2 separate regions of the Homo sapiens genome follow, and region 2 is linked to region 1. Evidence: chromatin loops called from intact Hi-C (ENCODE). Cell type or tissue: mammary epithelial cell. All regions are shown on one strand.

Region 1 (8,000 bases):
CTCATTATTATGGTGGCTGTGTTAATTGTCCTTTGGCTCAGTCCTGCTTTTACCACTTTTTCTGTTATCCCTCCCCCAACCCACCCCCACATGCATAAAGACACGTCATGCTGGAGAATGAGTAGTGGGACTCGCAGCCAAATTGAGAGTGAATTCATCCACCCAAACGTCTTTATCTGCCCTGACTTTCTGCTTCCCCCATCTCCTCAGTGTTCCTAGGCTTTTTGAATCTCAATTCCATTAAGCACTTTCTTTTACACATCATATTTATGGACTATCTTTCCGTCAAATTACAAAATGTCTACTGAAGCTCAGCTTCAATGGCAAAATGACCACTCTAAAGAGAAAGGCAAATTTTGCTTATTCCCAATTTAATAGTAATCAAAATATCAATGTAAAAACACATGGACCTGAAACTTGTATTATTTTTCACATCCATGTAGTCACATGCAGTATTTGTTCTGTCATCAATTACCTATGTGGTCTTGGTCATAGTATTTCCCCTGACAGCCTCAATTTACTATCTGTGAAAAAAAATGATGCTAACCCAGATGGCTCATGGTTGTTCTAGCAATATAATTAGTTTGAACTAAATTCATGGGGTCTAGAACTACTCCACTTCCTCAATTCCTCTTTAAAATATCTGTTAAAACATAGGTAGGGAGCCTGGGGATCTGCATCATTCTTGACCTGACACTAAACCTAAGAACCTAAGAATTTAGACATGAAATCTTATGCCAGAATCTTAGAGGAATTTCTGAAAATATGATACAACTTTTATGGTAAGTCCCTGCCATGACACTTTTGAGTCAAAGCAAACCAAGAACATGTGTAAGGCAAGAAAATCCATACTGAGAAGCATTAAAATGCTACAATTCAAGCTAAAGAGACAAATGCCTTGAAAACTCAAATAAAAACACCTGTAAAATGTAGTCAATACAGTAAGCACAAAAAAAGTTTACTAATAAAATACATAATAAGAAAAATAGAGACAAAAACAGATTGCCTCCCAACACATAATTATGGTCTCCCAATCTATTTCATACTATAAAGAACAATGGTTCCTTGAAAAAATTACTGGTCCAACAAAAAAAAAAATGTCTAGTATTCTGAATATCTAAAACTCCTTTCATTACCAAATAAATAAATCAATTAAACTCAGGGAGAGAAAATATAAACAGTTTTTCTTTTTCTTCAAGGGAATTTCTTTACTTTTGGAGAACTGTTGAAAACCTTGCTTACATAAGGGAGCTGTGCTGCGCGATTTCTCTCCACGACTTCCCTCATGTTGTCTAAGGTTCCATATTCGTAACGACTGAGGTGAAATCCAAGCGCCCAGTAGGAGGGAAGGGCTGGCCGCCCAATGAGCTGAAAGAAATATGTGAAGTGAAAATTAGCAAATACTCTGTTTTTAATAAAAATTTTTCGAAGCATTGCTTTCAGAGCACCAAACATAGTCCATTTCCCAATGCACTGATTCATTAATGTTAGAATGTTAGTCTATTTTTCCAGCCCCTTCATAAATGTTTGAGGGTAGGGCCATGTTTGGGGCACCTTTATATTCTCTCACCTTCTTATAACATAAAAATGCTATACAGCAAGTTTCCATTGCATATATGAAATCTGTTCTTTAATATCTCAAATTTGTAACAGCAGATTTTGTGGGTCACACTTGCACATGAATTTTACTTTTTTAAAATATTTGCTGTTTAGGATTTCCTGAGTCATAATCTTGACATCCTAAGTTTACCTCTAGATATTCTTGAACAACTTGCTCTGGAGTGTTTCCCAAGAACACATAGAAGTCGAGAATGCCCCCAATGGTGCGGTAAGTGATGGCTGGCGCAGGCTGAAGGACAACCTCTTGAAAGGTTAAAAATGAAGAAAATAAAAATCAGAATTGATTCTTGAATAGTAACTACAAGTTTTAAAATAACACAGGATCACTAACCATGTGAACATTAACAAGGTGACCCTAGTGCCTCACATTTTGAATACCAAGTGAAAACCCTGACCATCCAAGTCCACCCTCACAGCACATGGCAGCCAAGGCATTTTTTCTGTGACAGATTTTAATAATACTGACTGGAGTGTCTTAGTGTCTTGTGCCAGGCCCCAGGTTCTGGGGAAAAAGCAGCCAGGCTTATGAAGGGGTCCAGAATAAGCCACTGTGACATAAAAAAATTATTTTGGACCAAAGGCATTTAAGTTACTGAAATCCCTGATGTGCTAAAATCAGAGCCTCCCAAAAGAACTCAATAAAAAGCAATTGTCATAAATCTGCTCCAAGGAGTACCTCTAGTCTTCTCTGAGACAACAGGCACCATTCCCAGATAAACAGTGTTACAAGACTATCACATCCTCCCACCTACTCTCCTAAGGGCCCATTTATCTTTCCAAAATGTCATTTGTTCTCTCCTAAGTGTCTTTCCCCATTCCCTTTCACCTATTAATTAAGATGGTATAGAAGCCCCAAGTTCTAATCTCTGCTTTGAGTTACTCATCACTGAGAATTGCTGTGTGTATGTGCATTGTATGTGTAAATAAATTCTGTCTTTTCTATTGCTAATCTACCTTTTTGCCAGTTTAATTTGCAGCCTCCCAAGAATTAACCCTAAGAGGTTAGAGGAAAAGTTTCTCCTCTCTGACTTTCATAACCACAGAACATGTCCCACCACATACCCCGTCATTATTGTGAGAATATAATTCAACTAGACATGGAGGTAACTAACCTCAGTGAATCTCACCTCAAACAAAAGCCAAACTAAAAAAAAAAAGTCAGAAATTGTATCATAAATTCAAAACCCTTCTATGTGCCAATCACCATTCTTAAAAGTTGTGTCATTACCTTGATTCGTATCTAGGAATAAAATGCCTCAAGAAATATTGCAATGTACTCTTTGGTCATAGGAACAACTCATACAGAGTATCTAGGATCTTGTGGCCTTTCCCACTAAGTCTGACTCATCTTATTTTCTGGTTCCTTTCACCTATCTAAAACTGTACAGTCTTTCTATTATATTATCTCAGTCTATTCTTAGGTTATTTGGTATTTTAAGTACCTTAGGACCATCTAAGATTCTATTAGAATCGTCTTAGATTCATCTCTTAGATGTCCTAGAATCATGTTAGATCATTTAGAGTGCTTCTCGGATATCTGTGGTGGAGAATCAGATCTTTATTTTGTTTAATTTCCATTTCACTGCAAGCTGATATTTTCATAAAATAATATGAAAATTAATTACTAGAAAAAGGTTCATGTGTGCGTGTGGAGGCTACAGCATTGCTTACTCGCCATTTCTATACTCATCTTACTATAGACCTGAAACAGTCTGTGACCCATTCAGGGACCACACTTTGAGGAGCACTGATTGAATCGATGACTCTCAATTAAGAAAAGGTATGGATCAATACCCTATGCCCACCATCAATCCTGGGAGATTCTGATACATCTTCTCTTCCCCTATGGCAATTCATTGCCACTGGGATCTACTGACTACAGGGCTGAAGACGGAGAAGAACACATTGGTGGAAACTATCTCAGAGTAAATTATAGGGAAGGGTGAGCTCCTTAACTTGATAATAGAAAATATTCCAACAGAGGCCACCAGATTCAGGAAAATCATAAGTTGGAGAAAATCCCCTACTCATGGCTACCATGGATCAATAGGTAATGAAGTAGGGATAGCACAATTAGAGAATCTATAAGGCCCTCCCTACACTATGGCTCAGTCACTCTTAAAGGGATCCATTCCTTTTATCATAGTGCTGTAAGAAAGGGACTGAAAATCACTCTTGTGCTTGTTTTTTCCATGAATATTCCTTTACCCATGGCATTGCTGTTCATCAGAAACACCCCAAAGGACAATCCACTAGCATCTTCAAGGCACAAGAAGAATGTCTGCGCACCATACAAATTAGTTCCGTTCTGCAGAAAGAGAATTAAAAACCAAAATTTACAACTAAGAAGTCTCAGCATCACACTGTGGGGTTGGTTTAGGAAATCAGTCTTAATCATGCAACTAATTGACAGGACATTCAGGGTCATAAAGACACATTTTTAAAAGATGGGGTCTATATCTAGTTGATGTTAACCAAGTGAACTCATGTTTTCTTACAGAATGAGCCAGCTATTATCATTCATCTAGAAGGAATGTGAAGGCTGTGATATTTTTTAGAAGGTAAGAGGATAGGAATTTTTAAAATGTAATTCAGAAAAACTGCCCTCTCAAAGAGGCCTGTCTTAACCTGACTTAACCTCATCAGCAAAAGCTCCATCAATATGCTTTAATATGAATCAGGTAACTAGATGGAGCTCTAGTCTAGGCTTGTCTTTGAGACTCCAGAACAGGAGTTCTCAACCTAGACTGCACCCCAGACCAATTAAAACAGAATCCCTAGAGGTAGAAGCAGACATGGCTGTTATTTTTTAACTTCCCCAGGTAACTTCAACATGTAGTCACATTTGATAACTATTGCTCTGGAAAAGTGTTTCTCAAAATTTGGTGTATCTGCAAACTACATGGGCATTTTAGTTAAATGCAGATTTTTTTTTTTTTTTTTCCAGACAGGGTCTCACTCTGTCGCCCAGACTGGAGTGCAGTAGTGTGATCTTGGCTCACGGTAACCTCCACCTCCCAGGCTCAAGCAATTCTCCTGCCTCAGCCTCCTGAGTAGCTAGGATTACAGGCGTGTGCCACTACCGCCTGGCTAATTTTTGTTTCGGTTTTTATTTTATTTTATTTTTTTGAGATGGAGTCTCACTCTGTCACCCAGGCTGGAGTGCAGCGGCTCAATCTCGGTTCACTGCAAGCTCTGCCTCCTGGGTTCATGCCATTCTCCTGCCTCAGCCTCCCAAGTAGCTGGGACTACAGGCACCCGCCACCACCATGCCCAGCTAATTTTTTGTATTTTTAGTAGAGACAGGGTTTCACCAGGTTGATCTTGAACTCCTGACCTCAAATGATCCACACGCCTTGGCCTCCCAAACTGTTGGGATTACAGACGTGAGCCACTGCTCCCAGCCCTAAATGCAGATTTTAATTCAATAGATGGAAGAAGGGACTGAAAGCCCACCTCTCTCAGAGGGTGGTTCCCCTGCCACATACACACTTTGAGAAGCAAGGATCTGAGGCTCCTTAATGAAACAACTGTCACCAACTATTCCTAGGTAAGCTGCTCTGACTTAACAGCTTTTCTGCTTTTCTGATAGGCATATGTACAGTACAGAGCCTGGGCTTAAAAATTACACAGAGTAGGGATTAGATTCTTCCTCTGTTCTTACAACCTCTTTTTTTTTGAGACAGAGTCTCGCTCTGTCACCCAGGCTGGAGTGCAGTGGCGCGATCTCGGCTCATTGCAAGGTCCACCTCCCGGGTTCAGGCCATTCTTGTTCTTACAAACCCTTTTGCCTTGAGCTATTAATTTGGCTTCGCTGGGCCTTGGTTTTTTCTAACAAGAAATTATTATATTTTCTAGACTCTATGGCTAAATAGATATATATACACAAACATGTATGTGTGTGTGTGTGTATATATATATATATATGACTAATAAATTATTGCTGTAATCTCCTTTCTTCCATCCATTAATTCTGCTTAGTCAAGAAAGCCCAGCTGGGCACAGTGGCTCACATTTGTAATCCCAGCACTTACGGGAGACCAAGGCCAGAGGATTGCTTGAGTCCAGGAGTTTGAGATCAGCCTGAACAACATGGCGAAACACAGTCTCTACAAAAAAAATACAAAAATTTGGCCAGGCATGGTGACACGCACCTTTAGTCTCAGCTACTCCAGACACTGAGGTACGAGGGTTACCTGAGCCCAGAGAGGTTGAGGCTAAAGTGAGTCATGGTTGTGCCACTGTACTTCAGCCTGGGTGACAGTGAGACCCCATCTCAAACAAAGAGAGAAGAAGAAAAGAAAAAGAAAGGCCCTGAACAACAGAGTATTGCCAAATCCAGAAAACAATGTTACTTCAAATTTTAGCAGTCAAAACAAAGTGGAAATAAAATAAAACAATAACAACAAAACTCTGTCTATTCTTTCACTACCACAATCATTCTTTATACAAAAAATGATTGTTTTAGCTGAGACTTTATCCTATTGTGATGATAAACCTGGTGAGTCAGTGATTAAAGGTGAACCTAAAAATATGGAGATCACAATCAACTGTTGTTGAGAGTACAGATATTAATAATATCTTCTCCATATCTGGTTAGGAAAATATGAAGGAGTTGGCATTTATTGAGTACCTTCTTTCTGGCAGCCATTCTTCTAGATACATTACATGTATCTGTTCATTTCATCCTCACCACAACCCTATTGAGATATTACTTCCATTTTATAGATAAGAAACTGAAGACAGAGAGGTAGGTAACACCCAGAACCACGTAACTGGTGAATAGCAAGACTAGAATTCAAAGCCAGGTAGTCTCACTCTAGACTCTAACTCTTAAACACTACACTGTAATACTAGAGGTGACCTTTAAGAATGAGACTATGATATTCAGTGGAAAGGGGCCCATTTGAAAGCTTACTCCATTGGGAGTTGTGTCTCTGTTAAATATGGGCCAGGTCTTCCAATTCATATCATGCCGATACTGCTGGTGCACATGCTCTCCCAGGCCATACACGTTAGTGCTAGGCAGTCGAGTGGAGAGCTGCAAGAACTGGTCAGCAAACAGTAGGGGCCCAATGCTCGAGTCAAACCTAGACACAGGTGGAGAACACAAGGATGGGTGAGCAAGCAGGGTGGAGAGAACGTAAGTGCTTAGAAAAGCGTCCTTTATATCTCAGTGACTCAATAGCCCCCATTCATTCAGTCCCATTTGCCCTCCTGTGACATTTTTCTATGGAAAACAAGAGATAAGGACTCCTTGAAGAAAGGGACCATGTGCAAATTTCTTGCATTAGTCTCCCAGACCAGACAGCCTACTACATGACCAGAACACTATACTTACGATAGGAGATGTTCAGTAAATATTTACTGGTGGACAGCTGGTTATATATTATAGACGGAGGGAAATAAAGGGAAAAATAAAGAGAAAAAAATGATTGTGCAAACAGAGGAAAGAGAAAGAAAGCCAGAAAAAAATGTATACTTTAGAAGGTAAAGGTTCTGGTCACCAATAATGGGCCCACAACCTTCAGGAATATTGTTGAAACACCCCCTTCTTCATGCTTACAGACCTCCCTGTAACCTTCCTACTCTGATCCTTAGATAGGTTTCCAAAACTTACAAAACACGATTGTTGCTTCTTCTGGTCACTTTGATGCTAAATGGCTGTCTGGAGATTTCAACTTGGTAGGTCAAAGAAGCAGCAGCATTTCCACTGAAGGACTGCACGTGTTCGTGGGGCACTTCAAACCTGTTATTGGTTTGGTCAGTCAACTGTGCAGAGATAGAAATAGAAGGAAAGCCAAAATAAAAACTTGTCAGAGCTTCCCAATATCCCTACTTAGGATACTGGAATCAGGCACTGATCAAACTGACCTCATATCTTAGGTAGATGTACTCATTATGTTACCAAACTCAAATGGTTCACCTTTGGGCATAAGTTAGTCTTTAGGTAGAGACATACAGAGCACATCTGCAGAGATGGATTGAAAGCTGTGATACTTCCTTATTTTATCTTCCTACCATATTCCACATGTTATCTAGAGTAAATGAATGAAAGCCAAACTCACTAGTAAACTGTAATACATATTCAGGAAGTTATTACAGTAAAGGAAGCTATTCTGTATATGTCTTTAACATACAGGTGCTAATTAATAATAGCAATATAGAAAAATACATCCAGTAGCAAAATTTTCTATTTTGTAGTAACTGCACTCATCCGATAGGGAATAAAAGTCTCTCAAAAAAACTTAAAAAAAAATAAACAAATTACAACCTTAAAGTGGAAACGATTAGATGTCTGATATTCTGCTGTGAGAAGAACATTGTCAACATTGCTTCCAAACACTGGTGAAGAAGGCAGATTTTTCAACCGGGCTGTG
Region 2 (8,000 bases), 160 kb before region 1:
GTGGATTCATTATATCATTTAATTTTTATATTAACAATAGATGCCATGATTTTTCCAATTTGAAAGATGAGAAAGTTTAGTTAGAAGATTTCACAGCCTAAATCCTAAAGCAATATACCAGCAGTGAGGAAGAAGATAAAAAATAATTCATGAAGAAACGAGCACCCATGGAAAAGTATAATTTGTGGAGCAAGCTTCTCTGAAGAGAAAGATGGCGATGGGATGCAGATGTGTGAAAAGCAAATTTCCCTGAAGAGAGAGGAGGGGATGGTGCATGGGAAAGTTGAGCTTTTGGTAGAAACTTTATCAAGTTTTCACATCTTCTTATTGCTGCTTTCTTTGCCCTGAAAGCCCCTTCTTTGCCAAAAGAAAATTTCTACTCTTCTTTTAACCAACATTCAAACATCACTTCTTCTATGAAGACTTTCTGGATTATCCCAGTAGAGTTAATTGATTTTCCCTCTCATGTTTGACTCCTATAATTAGACAATGAGGTCCTTGAAAGCAGGGACTGTGACTTATTCATCCTTGTACTCTTCCAAGGTAAGGTTATCTCTGAGGTTGCAAAACACCTATTTGTTTTGTGTGTATTTCATATAATGACATGGGTGTTTTCCTGAAGAACTAGTTTTTCCTTGGTTGGAAAAGCCTCAAGCTAGGTGTGGAAAGCAAGACTGTGAAAGAGCAACTGAAAGATGAAGATGTAAAGAAAGTGGGAAAGGGAAGAAGAATTTCTGTTTGGAAGACCATGTTGCCCCTGATTGTGGAACACCAGGGGCAACATGATACATCACCTGTTGATAGCCCAAAATCAAATAGTATGAGGTTCTTGTAAACTCTGGGGACAGAAGGCAGAGAGCTCAGATACTTGAGCAGAAAGGGGCAGTTGAACAGAAAAGATCACACTCTGTCCTGGGAAGAACTAAAGAACAAGTCTGAAATTTCCCAACGACATTGGAAAGTGGCAAAATCTCAGAAGGATAAAAGAAAAGACAAAGGGACAGATAAATATTTATAGAAATAATGGCCAAAAACATATACATTAAAAACTAAAAATAATTGTTGAAAAAATTAAAGATCTAAATAAGTGGAAAGACACCTCATGCTAATGAATCAAAAGAGACTTAATATTGTTAACATGGTAATACTCACCAAACTGATTTATAGACTCAATGTAAAAACTATCAAAATCCCTGTTGCTATTTTGTCAAAACTGACAAAGTGATTACAAAATTCATATCAAATGCAAGGGACCCATAGTAGCTAAAACAATCTTGAAAAAAAAATTGGAAGAGTCACACTTCATCAATTAAGACAGTGTGGTACTGGCATAAGGATATATATATATATAGAGAGAGAGAGATCAATGAAATAGAGTTGAGAAGGCAAAAATAAGCCTTCTCATTTACTGTCAATTGATTTTTGACAAGGTGTCAAGATAATAAAATGAAGGAAAGAATAACATTGAACCACTACCTCACACCATACACAAAAATAAACTTAAAATGGATGACAGATCTTGGTGTAATACCTAAAACTATAAAGCTCTTAGAAGAAGACATAGGAATAAATCTTCATGACCTTGAATTAGGTAATAGTTCCTTGAATATGACACCAAAAGCACAAGTGACAAATGAATAAGTAAGTAAATGAATAAATAGGACTTTATAAAAACTTTTAAAAATGTGCTCCAAAAGGCATGGTTATGGAAGTGAAAAGTTTACAAAATGAGAGAAAATATCCTCAAACTATATATCTCATGAGAAGCTTGAATTTAGAATATTTAAAGAATTCTTACGATCCAATAATTTTTTTTTTTCTGTAGAGATAGTCTTACTTTGTTGCCCAGGCTGAAGTGCAGTGCCATCATAGTTCACTGCAGCCTCAAACTCCTAGGCTCAAGAGATCCTCCTACCTTAGCCTCTCGAGTAGCTGGGACTACAGGCATGCACCATTCTGCCTGGCTAGTTTGTTTGTTTTTTGTAGAGACAGGGTCTCATTATGTTGCCCAAGCTGCCCTCGGACTCCTGGACTCAAGCAATCCTCCCACTTCGGCCTCCCAAAGTACTGAGATTACAGGTGTGAGCCACCACGCCTGGCCACAACTCAATAATAATTAAAAAAAATGATTCTATCAAAAATGAGCAAAGGATTTGAATAGATATTTGAATATATACAAATAGCCAATAGCATATGAAAACATGCTCAATAACATTAGTATTAGTGAAATAAAGTGAAAACAACAATTAGATATCACTTTACCCCCATTAGAATGTCTATAATTTAAAAAGATGAATACCACCGAGTGTTGGCAAGGATGTGGAGGAACTGCAACTCTTATACATTTTATCATACATGCAGGTAAGAATGTAAAATGGTAGGCTGGGTGCGATGGCTCATGCCTATAATCCCAGCACTTTGGGAGGCCGAGGCAGGTGGATCACCTGGGGTCAGGAGCTCGAGACCAGCCTGGCCAACATGGCGAAACCCGTCTCTACTAAAAAATACAAAAAAATTAGCCAGGCATGGTGACTTATGCCTGTAATCCCAGCTACTCGGGAGTCTGAGGCTGGAGAATCACCTGAACCCAGGAGGAGGAGGTTGCAGTGAGCCGAGATTGCACCACTGCACTCCAGCCTGGGCGACAGAGCCAGACTCCATCAAAAAAAAAAAAAAAAAAAAAAAAGTAAAATGGTACAGCCTTTTTAGAAAACAGCTTGATATTTCTTCAAAATATTAAAAATACAGTTCCTATATGACACAGAAGTTCCACTCTTAGATACATATTCAAAACAAAGAAAACATGTCTACTCCAAATCTTGCACATAAATATTCACATAATCACTACTCATAATAGCCAAAAAAAAAATGGAAACAATTTAGATGTTCACTCATTGGTAGATAGGCAAGCAAAATATGGTGTATCTATATAATGAAATTTTATTAGTCAAAAGAAATCAAGTACTGATACATGCTACAACATAGATAATCATTGAAAACATTATGCCAAGTGAAAGTACCCATATACAAAAGAGCACATATTGTGTGATTCCATTTTATGAAATGTCCAGAATAGGCAATCCACATAGACAGAAAATAGATGAGTAATGGCTAGGGCTCAGGAGGTAGGAACAAGGTAGAAATGATTGCTAATGGGCAAAGGTTTTCCTTTTCGAGTTCTGAAAATGTTCGAAAATTTAATTTTTGTGATAGTTGCACAACTCTATGAATATACTAAACATTACCTAATTGCTCACTTTAAATAGGTGAATTTAGTAACCCACTTGATAAATGCGCTCAGAGGTGGTTGCTTGGGCAACCGTGCCTGAAATTTTGACTTTAACCCATTTAACTCGGATCACGTAGATACATGCACAATGCAAATATGAAATGGCAAAAGGAATGATGTGGAAAATTATCTTTGCTGCTGTGACAAAAAGACACTCACTCGTATGTGGGTCTGGTCTGGGACCACCCGTACAGGTTGTGCACGTTGTAGTGCTCCACGGGGGAGCTGTCCGGCAGGATCTGCTGACTCTCCATGCACAGAGTCTTGCTGCTCAGGCCCTTGTCCCTAGATTCCAAATCTGAGGGGAAATGTTGAGTTATTTCCTAAACAACATGATTTGCACATTCACTAGAAATGCCCATCATTTTGGCATTTCTTTACTTCAATCAACAACTTTGTTACCAGTAACAGACCCAATTTTATGAGGTTTTAGTCTATAGAAAACAATGTTCTGTGTCTTTATAACTAATGAAGGGTAAGGATAAAATATGGAGCTGGGAAAAGCAGCTCCCCTTCTTTTTGCACCAACTCTGATTTAATTTATAGAGTGTTGTCATAGCCCTTTTGCCAACATAATAAACTCCTTCATTGTTAGGACTGTTTCTTCCACTAGATGGTAATGTTCTCCAGGGAATAAATCTATTTCAATCATTTTTGTATTTGTGTCTCTAAATCTTTCTGATTTGACAGCATTTGCTTGATACATAAGTACAGATGATCCTTAACTTACAATGTGATTATATCCCCATGAACCCATCACAAGTTGAAAATACTGTAACTTGAAAATGCATTGAATGGACCTAACCTACCTTAAATGTGCTCAGACACTTACATTAGCCTAAGTTGGGCAAAATTATCTAATACAAGGCCTATTTTAAAACAAAGTGTTGAATATCTCTTGTAACTTATTGAACACTATAGTGAAAGTGAAAAATAGAATGGTTATTTGGGCTCTCAAAGTTCGGTTTCTACTGAATGCATGTCACTTTCTTACCATTGTAAGGTTGAAAATCATAAGTCAGACCATTGCAAGTCAAACACCCCCTGCATTAAATTAATGAAGGAGAAAATGAATGAATGAGTGAGTGAGTGAGAAATGGGCAGCATAACAGTGATGTAGACATCAAGAAACTTGAATTCTAGATTCTGTCCCATAGATTACTGGTATAATGCCTTTTGTTGTTGTTGTTTTTCTGGTTTTTGGTGTTTGTTTGTTTTTTTTTATGGGTCTCACTATGTTGCCCAGGCTGGTCTCAAGACTCAAACTCCTGGTCTTAAACAATCCTCCCACCTCAGCCGTGGTACAGTACTTTTAGAAGTGAGTCATTTCCTTCCTTGTTTCTCTGCAACACGAGAAGATTCAACTTTCTGAGATCCTTTTGATACCAACATTCTATTTTTGTTTGTACCACAGAATGACCAAAAAGTATCCTTCATCAAATGTCTGTTTACATGGGCAGAGAGACTTCAGAAACTAGGTTTTAATTCTTTAATCAAAAGAACATCTCTCCACGTGTGTGTGTGTGTGTGTGTGTGTGTGTGTGTGTGTGTGTGTTTAAGGGTTTATTTAAAATTTTAGCAATCTGTTCATAGTTATCAATGGAATCAAATGTACCATGCATCGTTTGGTTTCTTTCACACCACATCATGTCATTATTTCTTGCTTGATTAGTTTAGCTGCACTTATTCAAGGTTATCTTACTTGGGATTTCATGTCATGTTGGAGAATGGTTTCTGTCTTCAACATTAGGCTTCACTTTGACAGTAAAAGGAAAACTTTTGGAGTCTTTGAGTAGGAAAGTAAGTTGATGAAGTAATTATTTTACATACATGGCATATAGGGTGGGTTATTTAGCATTTCATTGCTGCAGCCCCTGACAGATCCATCCACAAAATTTGATGGCTCATTCATATCCTGAAATGAGTTAACAAAAAAAGATCTCGTCATGTCAGGGGCAGGATGGCCTTGGCTATAGAGGACACTAACTCAGGGAGATGACTTTTGAAGCCCTCAGCTCAGCTGGTGGTTTAGTTCACTGTGTTTAATTCCTGGCACTGACCCAAATGGACTCTAAAAATGTGTAGTGTAATCCCTGGCATTGACCCAAATGGACTCTAAAAATTTATATCGGCCAAAGTGGAGTGCTAAACTCCTTGCTTACCTGGCATTTTAAAACTTACAAGGATTGTTTTACAGTGGCAAAAATAGTGAGGTAATGCTGGACACAGGACCTAAGGAAATCTCTTGATACAACTCCCCTTGATACAACTCCCCAACAGAGGTAGCCCATCTTGTTTTACTACGCATGGATTATTCACTTTTTAGTCTATGGCCAGAGGTTACTATTATCTTCCTCTATTTTTTCTTAGTCCAGTTGCTTGGACTAATTCTGATATTGGCATAGGCCAAACACAAGGAGAGTTATCTCACTTTCTGCTATAAATATATTTCTAAAAAGTTATATGTAACTCAGAAACAAGTTTGGAAATAAAAACATACTTTGGGGAATTTGTTACTTAAATGCAAGGAGTAGGGGCTCCTAAGGGAATGTTCACTGTGCACTCTGACAATGGAAAAGTTAAATTTTCGAAAGCCAGACTATTTTAAATAGGACATACTAAAGGCAAATGAAAGTACTTGAGGAACTATTCATTACTTTGAATTACCCAGCTACAGCTTTCCCTCCATTGGAAAAAAAAAAAAAATACTACCCCAGAGCTATCAGCATCTCTTATTCTCAAAGCTGCCCACAACTCTCCACTGTCTGATTTGCCTGTTTGAGTTAATTTGTGTCCTTTCACATGTCTATTCTGTGCCTAACTATCTCAAAGGTGCGGGTGGTCAGGGAGGCCCCTGTGTTTTCAGTGGACTTTTGTCTCTGGAGTGAATCACAGACTTCTTCCAGTCTGACCCAGAGCTGAATAGCTCTTCAGAGCTGGCCTAGAGCTTGCTTAAGATTTCAGGCCACTGGACAGTGGGGAAGGAAATCAGGACAGAGGAAAACATAGATAGAGCTGCCCTTGGACATATATCCCAGGGACATCTCAGGAAGTCCTGCTTTTAAGGCCAACTGGCATTTACAGCAAACATCTGAACAGGCCCTTTAAGCCATTCCCTCAGAGTTGTCTGCCCCAGTACTATGGCAAACGTCTACTTGCTCTCAACTCCATGCCTCACCCACTCCCAGCTCTGCCCTGTAAGACTCCCTTACAATAAGCTTTCAGGTAGATTTGGCCAGTGGGTGATATTGGCAAGAGATTGGAGATGGGAGGTGATTTCTCCCTTTCTCTTTTGCTCTGGCATCTCCAGCAGTAGCAGTCTCCTCTGTGGGCTCCAACATCCACCAGACAATATGTCCCTGGGCAGATCAGCAATGATCTCTGCTTCTCTTGGTCCTAGCACCTAGATTCTGTAACAGCACCTAGATTCTCCCTTTCATCTCTTCAGCCCTATGTCTCTGCTTTGCTAGTCTCTCCTCCCCATGTTTTGACTTGCTAACATTTCCAAAAAAAAAAAAAAGACAACCAAGGGTGCACTTACAATCCACAATCCATCAAACTTCAAGCTCTTCTCTGGCTCTCGAGGGTTTGCATAGAGCTCTTCTATCTCTTTCTTCCACCACGCAGCTGTGCTATTACGAAAGAAGTCAGGAAAGGCAACGTAGGCCCTGTAAAGCTGTAAGAATAACACACACTCTCATTGTCGGGGTCTCAGCCTATACAGGAGACCACAAATGGGAGATGAACAGGAATTTGTGCCTGCCCAGATCAGTCTCTGCTCTAATCTCAGATCTGCTGCTGTTGCAGAGTTTACAACAGAAGCAGAGATTGGGGAAGGCTGACTTCATTCTTTATTTTCTTAGAAGAAGGTTAGATAGCTTTATAATCCCTTTCAAATACAGGATTTGTTTAATAACTGGACATGTAATCACAAGACTGGAAAATTAACAGTGTCTGAACAATTGAACTTTAGAGATGCAAATACTTTTTCTTTTTTTTTTTTACTTAAATATCAGTGTGATATTAGCAAAAGCTTTTTCCAGACTATTCAAATGAGATGAAGGAGGACTGTCATCCAGGGGCAAGTGAACTCCAGAGTAGAGGGGATGCTAGATGACCAGGCTGAGATTAACAACTTTCCTTCATTCAGCTGACTTGTATTTTCTTTTGTATGCAGATAATTTATTAAAATCCAGTCTGTTCATAATGGATTCCCCTCTAGTGAGAAAATGCTAGACTTTGGTTCATTATTTTTCAAGCGTCATAAAGTTCAAACAAATCACAGCCCATTAAAATCACACTTATGAGAGGATTTCATTGATGATTTCCTTCTACACATTTCCATGTTCGCTGTTTGTTGAGCTTTCCACTCGAGGATCTCTTTCTGCCAAGAAACTAACAGTGGATAAGCACCCTCAAGTTAGGGCTACTTAACTGAAGGGTTAGCTACTTATTCATCAGGATAAAAAATGTAAATATCCAGATGTTTAGGGCAATGTTGACAAAAATCTATATACAACTGTACCTTAACCTGAGTTTCATGGTCAAGGGATCCATCTACAATTACATTAGGCAGATCTGGCCAAACCTAGAGAAAAAGAAGGGCAATTAAAACCTTTACAGATCCTTGCATACAGACTATGAGATATTTCATGTGTTAGACTCTGATGACAGGCATCTCCATGAAACGCTTGGGAATCTTTGCCATAAA

The links. A loop is a pair of places that touch in the nucleus more often than their neighbours do. Peaks named below come from ENCODE experiments on the same cell type or tissue, not always from the same donor. Only the 100,000 strongest peaks of a DNase experiment are listed, where the experiment ranks them.
Region 2: it touches region 1 in a loop (4-fold over the local background); 3 of 110 quality-filtered maps call a loop at or near these places.

The regions. Positions count from the first base shown.
Region 1 is chr7:142,020,978-142,028,977 of GRCh38, reverse strand. It overlaps MGAM (maltase-glucoamylase), which reads right to left. Exons shown (of 71, transcript NM_001365693.1): 5 at 7,895-8,000; 6 at 7,241-7,392; 7 at 6,539-6,710; 8 at 3,829-3,928; 9 at 1,751-1,863; 10 at 1,243-1,368. Among named protein-coding and RNA genes, the nearest start is that of MGAM, 29 kb to the right of the region's middle. In mammary epithelial cell, a CTCF peak has its summit at 4,321; DNase peaks (open chromatin) are centred at 2,867 and 4,197; H3K27ac peaks cover 3,243 bases.
Region 2 is chr7:142,184,954-142,192,953 of GRCh38, reverse strand. It overlaps MGAM2 (maltase-glucoamylase 2 (putative)), which reads right to left. Exons shown (of 48, transcript NM_001293626.2): 34 at 7,815-7,877; 35 at 6,831-6,965; 36 at 5,120-5,204; 37 at 3,449-3,587. Among named protein-coding and RNA genes, the nearest start is that of PRSS58, 69 kb to the left of the region's middle. In mammary epithelial cell, a CTCF peak has its summit at 3,906 (motif pointing right); no DNase peak of the experiment used is centred here.